Regions from separate parts of the Homo sapiens genome. Here regions 1 and 2 are each linked to region 3. A link is a loop called in an ENCODE intact Hi-C map of the cell type or tissue named here. Cell type or tissue: dorsolateral prefrontal cortex. All regions are shown on one strand. Region 1 holds the start of ARHGAP27 (Rho GTPase activating protein 27). Region 2 holds the start of CRHR1 (corticotropin releasing hormone receptor 1). Region 3 overlaps LINC02210-CRHR1 (LINC02210-CRHR1 readthrough).

What was found. Hi-C counts contacts between places; a loop is a spot of excess contacts. Peaks named below come from ENCODE experiments on the same cell type or tissue, not always from the same donor. Only the 100,000 strongest peaks of a DNase experiment are listed, where the experiment ranks them.
Region 1: a loop joins it to region 3, with 2.4 times the contacts of the local background. A loop is called at or near these places in 5 of 110 quality-filtered maps.
Region 2: it touches region 3 in a loop (6-fold over the local background); 8 of 110 quality-filtered maps call a loop at or near these places.

The regions. Positions count from the first base shown.
Region 1 is chr17:45,431,847-45,434,346 of GRCh38, forward strand. It overlaps ARHGAP27 (Rho GTPase activating protein 27), which reads right to left and starts at 1,024. Exons shown (of 20, transcript NM_001282290.2): 1 at 906-1,024; 2 at 370-503. It also overlaps a transcript of PLEKHM1 not described here. In dorsolateral prefrontal cortex, no CTCF peak of the experiment used is centred here; a DNase peak (open chromatin) is centred at 1,067; H3K4me3 peaks cover 1,324 bases; H3K27ac peaks cover 1,402 bases; H3K27me3 peaks cover 1,962 bases.
Region 2 is chr17:45,782,095-45,784,594 of GRCh38, forward strand. All of the region lies in intron 3 of LINC02210-CRHR1 (LINC02210-CRHR1 readthrough), which reads left to right. It overlaps CRHR1 (corticotropin releasing hormone receptor 1), which reads left to right and starts at 2,226. Exons shown (of 13, transcript NM_004382.5): 1 at 2,226-2,483. The coding sequence starts at 2,451. In dorsolateral prefrontal cortex, a CTCF peak has its summit at 1,288 (motif pointing right); DNase peaks (open chromatin) are centred at 1,337 and 2,062; H3K4me3 peaks cover 1,258 bases; H3K27ac peaks cover 1,667 bases.
Region 3 is chr17:45,831,330-45,833,829 of GRCh38, forward strand. It overlaps LINC02210-CRHR1 (LINC02210-CRHR1 readthrough), which reads left to right. Exons shown (of 15, transcript NM_001256299.3): 11 at 1,809-1,881; 12 at 2,123-2,208; 13 at 2,385-2,500. It overlaps CRHR1 (corticotropin releasing hormone receptor 1), which reads left to right. Exons shown (of 13, transcript NM_004382.5): 9 at 1,809-1,881; 10 at 2,123-2,208; 11 at 2,385-2,500. Among named protein-coding and RNA genes, the nearest start is that of SPPL2C, 12 kb to the right of the region's middle. In dorsolateral prefrontal cortex, CTCF peaks have their summits at 978 (motif pointing left) and 1,189; a DNase peak (open chromatin) is centred at 1,012.

The DNA of each region.
Region 1 (2,500 bases), 400 kb before region 3:
ATGCCTCTGCTGGGGACCTTGGGGGGCATTGGGACGAGGCCCAGAGCAGAAGGCCGGCACCTGGAGCCGGGACTGCTGCGTCTGAAGGGGCACTGGCAGGTCGCGAGCGGAGCCCAAGGAGGATGGGACCGCCCCCGCTCCGCCTTCCCCCTCTATTCCCCGCCCCCCCACCCCCCACCCCCCGGGATTTGCTGTCCGGGAGTGCCTGCGTCCCTCCTGTGCGCGGCTCTGGGAATGCCGGGCTGGGGCTGGTTGTCTCGTGCGGGCGTTCCTGTTCCCGGGGAGGTCATTTGCACCCTGAATCACCCACTGCGAGCCCTTCCAACCGGATTGCAAATCCGCCCGCTCCGGGCCCACCTCTTCCCTCACCAGGGCCTTTCCCGGAGCAGCCCGGCCGGGCCTGGAAAAACTCCGAGCGGGATTCCCAGCGCAGGGACGCCCACCGGAGCTCGATGTCTCGGGCTGGATAAGAAGGGGACCGGACCTCGGTTCCTTCCCCGACCCTGGGGAAACGCAGAGAAGGGGAGGGATTGGGGAAGCCGGGAGGATCCCTGGAGCGCGACAGCGCACCAGTCGCCAGGAGGTCCCCTGCGTCCACTGCCCAGGCGACTCAAGCTACAGGGGCGTCAACGCCTGGGTCGGCGCTGGGGGCCTGGGCCTGCTTCCCTCCAGCCCCCAGATGGAGGGCAGCCCTTCGCCTACCTTCTCCTCCCCGTGGGATGCGGCCCGCGCAGCTCCCGCCCCAGCGCGGAGACAAGGGGAGCAGGCGCGCGGAGCTCCCGGGTGCGGACCCGCCACCTGCCGCACCCTTCCCTTCCCAACCCTGCCCTTTCCCCACCCCCACCCCACTTCCCACCCCCAACCCCCGCTCGGCGCCCCACTCCCGACCCTGCCTGCCCGGGCACCTCGGGGCGTCCGCTCGCCGGCTTCGCCTCCACTTGCCCCGGCAGGCGCGCGTGGGCTCGGCGTCCCGCGCTCCCTCCTCGACTGTGCGGCTCCCGCGCTGCCGGGTTTCCTGTTCAACAATATAACCAGGGAGGCACCGGCGGAGAGCGCCGGGCAGAACTTCCTCCCGGACTGGGGCTGGGCTGCGGTTGCGAGAGACAATCCCCGGTGTCCTGGCTTCCTGTCCCCTCTGGGCCGGGCCAGCGCCTGAGGAGCGAAGACGCCACCCCCTCCCCTGCCTTTCCCGGGATCCTGGGCCGCACCTGGCTGTCTCCAGGGAGAAAGAGGCTGCGGGGCTGAGATGGTGGGACTGGGGAGGGCGGGAGCCTCCCCCGCAGGTTCGCCTGGCCAGATTGCCCTCCCACCATCCCCCACCCCCTCTTGATCCTTGTGGGGAAGGAGGGCCACCCTCCAATCCGTCCACAGGGTAAGCTCAGAACAACCTCCAGGAGTCCAGCCCCAGGGCCCTCCGCCTTGGGGGTCTTCTGTTGGAGAATTTTCTGCCTCTCTGGACAAGCAGCCTCGCCCTGATCTGAGCCTGCACTCACTCCAGACATTACAAGCCACAGCCCCAGCACACCCCCTGCCCTCAGGGGCCCCAAGGAACAGTTGTGCCTGTGGACCTGGCTGTGTGTGCCAAGAGCTGGCTGATTCAGGCCAGTGTTCTGGGAGGAAGAAGGGCCCGCATCCCAGGCCATGGCCTCTCTTGACACCACCTCCTGGGGACCCAGGGTTGGGTGGGAAGCTGAATCTGGCCACCCAGATTCAGAGGAACTCCCTTACCTCTATATCTTTGTAAGATATAGTAAGTAAGGAACTCCCTTACCTCTATATCTTTGTAAGATATAGTAAGTAAGGAACTCCCTTACCTCTATATCTTTGCCTCTGCTAGGCATTGCCCACCTGTGAGTCCACACTTCCTCTGAGAATCTGTGTGTCTGAGCCTTGGTGGCACCTTGGGACCCTCCAGGGTGGGCACACAGCAGAACTCAGCACTGGTCTTTGGTGCCCGACATGCTTAGAAAATAGTGGCTGGTGCCGGGCACGGTGGCTCACGCCTATAATCCCAGCACTTTGGGAGGCCGAGGCGGGCGGATCATGAGGTCAGGAGATTGAGAAACCCTGGCTAACACGGTGAAACCCCGGCTAACACGGTGAAACCCCGTCTCTACTAAAAATATAAAACATTAGCCGGGCGTGGTGGCGGGAGCCTGTAGTCCCAGCTACTCCGGAGGCTGAGGCAGGAGAATGGTGTGAACCTGGGAGGCGGAGACTGCCGTGAGCCATGATCGTGCCACTGCACTTCAGCCTGGGCGACAGAGCAAGACTCCGTCTCAAAAAACAACAACCAAAAAAGAAAAAAAGAAAATCGTGGCTGGAGGAATCTTCTCTCCCTCCCTACCTTTTAGGTCCCTCTCCACCTGCAGCACAGCCAGGCAGTGGCTGGCAGTGGTGATGGTCTTTGCGTGGGGTCAGGCAGGTATGATGCCCCACTCTGCTGCTTGGCGGCTGGTAGGCCTTGGGAGTTCTGCCTTATCTCTGCAGCTCAGATTTC
Region 2 (2,500 bases), 49 kb before region 3:
AGAGAGTGTGCTCCAAGGTGGGACCAGGGAGGGAGCAAGGCCTTGGCTGGGCCTGGGCAAAGCTACCAGAGGACCAACCGGCTTCCTCTCCTCTGATTCCACAGCCTACTGCTGCTGGTGAATTTCTGATCAAGAATTCTGCTCCCCACAAAGAACTGCCTAGAGGGTGGGACCAAGCCACCCCTCACACTTGAGCATCCAGTCCACTCCATCGTGATGATGATGATGATCATAGTATTGGTGACTACAGCTAACCCTCATTAAGCTCTCACTATGTGCCAGGCTCCGTTCCAAGCTCTTTACAAATACCAACTCCTTCAAACTCCCCAACCACCCTCAGAAGTAGCGTTTCTACCCCGATTTTATAGATGAGAAAATTGAGGCATTGTTAAATAACTCTCCAAGTTTATACAGCTTGTAAGTGGAAAAGCCAAGATTCAAACTCAGGCCATCTGACTCCAGAACCTGCACATCAGACTGCCCCGCACTTAACTGTTGTTGGTAACAGTTAGTTGTCCATCTGCTTAGCATGTCCATCCCTTCTGGGGTTGGCTGGGGCAAGTCAGGGCCCAACTCGGCACAGCCAGCTCCGGAGCACTAACCTAATGGGGGTTTTGCAAGACTCGGGACTGTGTGCTTCACCTGGAAAGTGCCAGGTGTGTGGATAAGCCATGTGAGCAGCTGGCTTCCTGGGCAATGCCCCTCCCCACTTCAGTGTCCCAGGCCCCTTTAGGGCCCAGCCCTCCAGGCACTGTGAGCTGGGAATGAGGTGAAGGAGGACTAGGCTTACCCTCTGTGTGCCTCCATTTTCTCACCAGTAAACTGTGTGTGTTGGATCTTACGATCTTCTAAAATAACTCCAGCTCCAAATGAAGGCCAGTGGACCCATGAACACGCTGGCTCTTGCCCAGTGTGCTGAGAAGAGGGCAGGAGGGAGGAGTAGGGTGGGCACGGCAGGGCACAGGGTGCAGGGCAGGTGGGTTCAGTTTGATTTCAAAGCCGACTGCCCGCCGCCCCAGGTGCTCTGGTGTACCCAATAGGGGCTGCATTGGCCAGGCGGCCTAGGCTCTGCGGGTGGAGTGAAGATTTCTCTACCTCCCAGTTTCTCCCTTTTCAGCTCTGGTAGGAGAGAGGAAGAGTGAAGAGGAAGTCAAAAGTTCTGTTCATCTGGAAGGGCTGGGAGTTGCTTCCTGGGATGGGGAGCTCCGAAGCCAATTCAGAAGACGGCCCCGGGGTCTGGCGGGGAGGCCCACCGCTGCCCAGAGGGCTCGGCCGGCCGGGAGGGGGCGCTGTGTCCTCCCCACGCCCTGCCCGCGGGCTCCTAGCAGCGTTCGCCGCGCTGCAACGCAATGCGCGCCCGGCTTTCCCCTGGGCAGCGTTCAGTGCCCGCTTGTCCTGCAGGGCACCGCCGTCTCCCTTTCATCCTGGGGCTCCCAGGTCCAAAGGGTTCCCAGATCCAGCCTCTTGCCTGAACCAAAGTGGCCAGGCACTCAGTTTGTAAGATGAACAAATGAAGGAAAGAAGGAACGAATGAATAAGGGCTCATCTTGCAGAGCGTTCGCGTCTCAGCGCGCACCAGGCACATCAGTGCCAAAGGTGCTGGGGGTCGGGCCCAGCGCCCGGCGCGGCTGGAATGGGGGCGGCGAGGAGCTCCTCCTAGCCAGCCGCAGGGCGGGAACTGCCCAAACGCAGGTCGCAGCCTCACTGGGTTCCGCGGCGGCTCCGCTCAGTAGGGACCGCCCTGTTCCCTAGCCCCCAATAGCCTCGCCCTCATAAATTCACCTGAGCACCCTGGCCCAAGTCACCCCAGATCCCTGGGACTTCCCAGGCCCCGACCTCGGCCGGGCGGGAGGCTGATCCTTTACCGCGGCCCCCTTCCCCCATTCCCGGCTTCTCCCCGGGCTGCGGCGGCCGCCACTGCTGCCAGCGCGCCCCGAGGACTGCCGCAAACCCCGGGCGCAGGGAAAGGGGATCCTGGCGGCGGGACACAGAGAGCGGGCCGGGGGAAGGGGAGGGAACGGAGGAGGCGAGGAGGAGCTGGGAGGGAGCCGAGGGGCGAGGCGCGGAGGAGGGACCGAAGGGGAGCGGAGGGGAGAGGGAGGGGGAGGAAGGGGAGGGGACGAGCTGGGCGAGGGGGCGGGGAGCCGAGGCGAGGAGCGGCGCGGACCGTGGGGGAGGTGGCGGGGGCGAGGCCGGCAAGAGGCGGCCGCGGGCCGGGCTGCGTCGGGAAACGGCGGCCAGACTTCCCCGGGAAGGGGCGAGCGAGAGCCGGGCCGGGCCGGGCCGGGCCGCGGGGCCGGGAAGCGCCGAGCCGGGCATCTCCTCACCAGGCAGCGACCGAGGAGCCCGGCCGCCCACCCCGTGCCGCCCGAGCCCGCAGCCGCCCGCCGGTCCCTCTGGGATGTCCGTAGGACCCGGGCATTCAGGACGGTAGCCGAGCGAGCCCGAGGATGGGAGGGCACCCGCAGCTCCGTCTCGTCAAGGTAACAGCCCGCCGGCC
Region 3 (2,500 bases):
TTTACAATAGCTCCTGGCACATAGAGTAAATGCTATATAAATGTGTTCTATTAATATTAAGACATCTTAATAAAAGAGTCCATGAATTTAATAGAAGTGGACCTAGATGATCTCAGAGGCTTCTTCCAGCTCTGAAGTTCTTTGGTTCCTTATGAAATGGACTCAGATGTTTCCAATCGTGCCTGGAAACTTGATTTCTGCTGCAGTGGAGCTCAACTTTGGCTCACATTAGAATCACCTGGAATGCTTGGAAAAGTACCAATGCCCAGGCTTCACCCTCAGAGAATCAGGCGCAATTGGTCTGGGGTGTGGCCTGGCACCCAGAAGTCTTGAAAACTGCCCAGGTGATTCTAATGTGCAGCTCAGATTGAGAACCACTGAGAGAGAGCGGGGCAGAAAAGGTGGACATGGATGGCAGGGGAGCCCCAGGACCTTCTTTGCCAAACAAGTGTTCCCGGGAACCTATCTGACTGACGGACCTGGCGTCCAAGTGGCCTCCACCACAGTGACAAGCCCTCTCCTCCCCCATGGAGGGGAGGGGGCCTGCACGGCTTCATTGGGCTGAAAGAGGAGCCTGGAAGATTATCTTGCGTGTTTATGTGGTTGACTCCCTCCTGACTCCCTCCTGACTCAGGCTGGCTGAGGCCTTGGGAAGCCGAGGCAGGCGGATCACTTGAGGTCAGGAGTTTGAGACCAGCCTGGCTAACATGGTGAAACCCCGTATCTACTAAAAAAAAAACAAAAAAACAAAAATTAGCTGGGTGTGGTGGTGCGCACCTGTAGTCCAGCTACTCGGGAAGGCTGAGGCAGGAGAATCTCTTGAACCCAGGAGGCAGAGGTTGCAGTGAGCCAAGATCGTGCCACTGCACTCCAGCCTGGGCAACAGAGTGAGACTCCATGAGTCTCAAAAAACAAAGCAAAACAAAAACTGTTTGGGCTAAAGGAGAAAGTGAGTCTGAGCGGCTCTGAAGCTCCACCTGGTGGTGAGAATTCAACACTGCAACAGAGAGGATCTGGGTGTGAGAAACCAGAAACGAACTTGCAGACCAGAGGCCCGAGGACTGGACCCGGCCCTCAGAAGCTGTGTGTGGCCAGCATGGTGTTTTCTGAAAACTCGATTTTGTAGCCAACCTTTAAAAAATCCAAAGGTTTCATTTACAAATCTCAATTTCTGGCTTATGAGATCTAGCCACTGGGGGTCTTCATACCCACGAGGACATAAGGGCTTCCAGTTTGTCTGGTCCCCACCCACTCCCCAGGCCTCCCTGGAGCTTGCTGGAGGGACACTCGGGAAAATGCAAAGCAATTACCTCCTGCAGCAGGTAGAACCTGTGCAAGTATTCCTCTCAAGGTTGTTCAGGCTGTGACTGGACAGATTCAGGCTGAGATTGCGAACTGCTGGGTGCCCACTGGGTGACAGGTGTGGTGCCACTCCCACCAGCAGCCCCCCAGAGGGCATGCTGGGCCTCAGCCACTGCCAGGGGACTGTGAGGAGGAGCCGAGGATGCAGCCTCGTGTTGGGCCCATGCCCGTTCCCAGCCACTCAGTCTTTCCCACTGTCTACCTCCTGCCCCGGTGCTTGCTTCCAACTTTGCATCTCATCACAGAGGATGCTGTCCGTTCTGCAGATGGGACAATTGAGGCATGGCAGTGGGATCAAGTGACTTGACCTTCTGCCAGGGTTGGAATTGGGACATCTACCTCTTGGCCTCCAGCCCCAGTCCTGTCCTGGCCAAGCACTGTCCCTCCCCATGCCATCGAGGTGGACGCAGATGACCCTTCCTCCCCTTTCCTCTGTGGCCTTCTAGGTGCTGGTTTGGCAAAAGGCCTGGGGTGTACACCGACTACATCTACCAGGGCCCCATGATCCTGGTCCTGCTGGTAAGAACCTGGGTAGGGGCAGGAGACAGGGCCCAGTGGGGAGGGGCAATCAGTGCCAACCGTGGACAGAAAGGACTCCTCTACCTAGAGGTGGGGGCCACCCAAAGAGGGGGCATGGGTCAGAGATGTGCAGGTGCTCATGAGGAGGAGGGAGAACAGCAGGGGCACTGAGGCCAGAGCTGAGAAGCCTGGGTCCCAAGCCTCTTGCACACTCCGGCCCGCTGGTGTGCTCAAATTGCAGATCAATTTCATCTTCCTTTTCAACATCGTCCGCATCCTCATGACCAAGCTCCGGGCATCCACCACGTCTGAGACCATTCAGTACAGGTAACCGGGTACCACCTTCCTCAGGCCTCCCCCTGATGAAACCCCTGCTCCCCATGCCTCTCACGTGCCAGAGACCTGCCACTCCCTCCCCCGACCTGGCCCTCTTTGCCGAGCCAGCGGGCAGCCCGTCCTGGGGTGGGCTGTGACTCCGAGCCTCCCCACCCGCCCCACCCCAGGAAGGCTGTGAAAGCCACTCTGGTGCTGCTGCCCCTCCTGGGCATCACCTACATGCTGTTCTTCGTCAATCCCGGGGAGGATGAGGTCTCCCGGGTCGTCTTCATCTACTTCAACT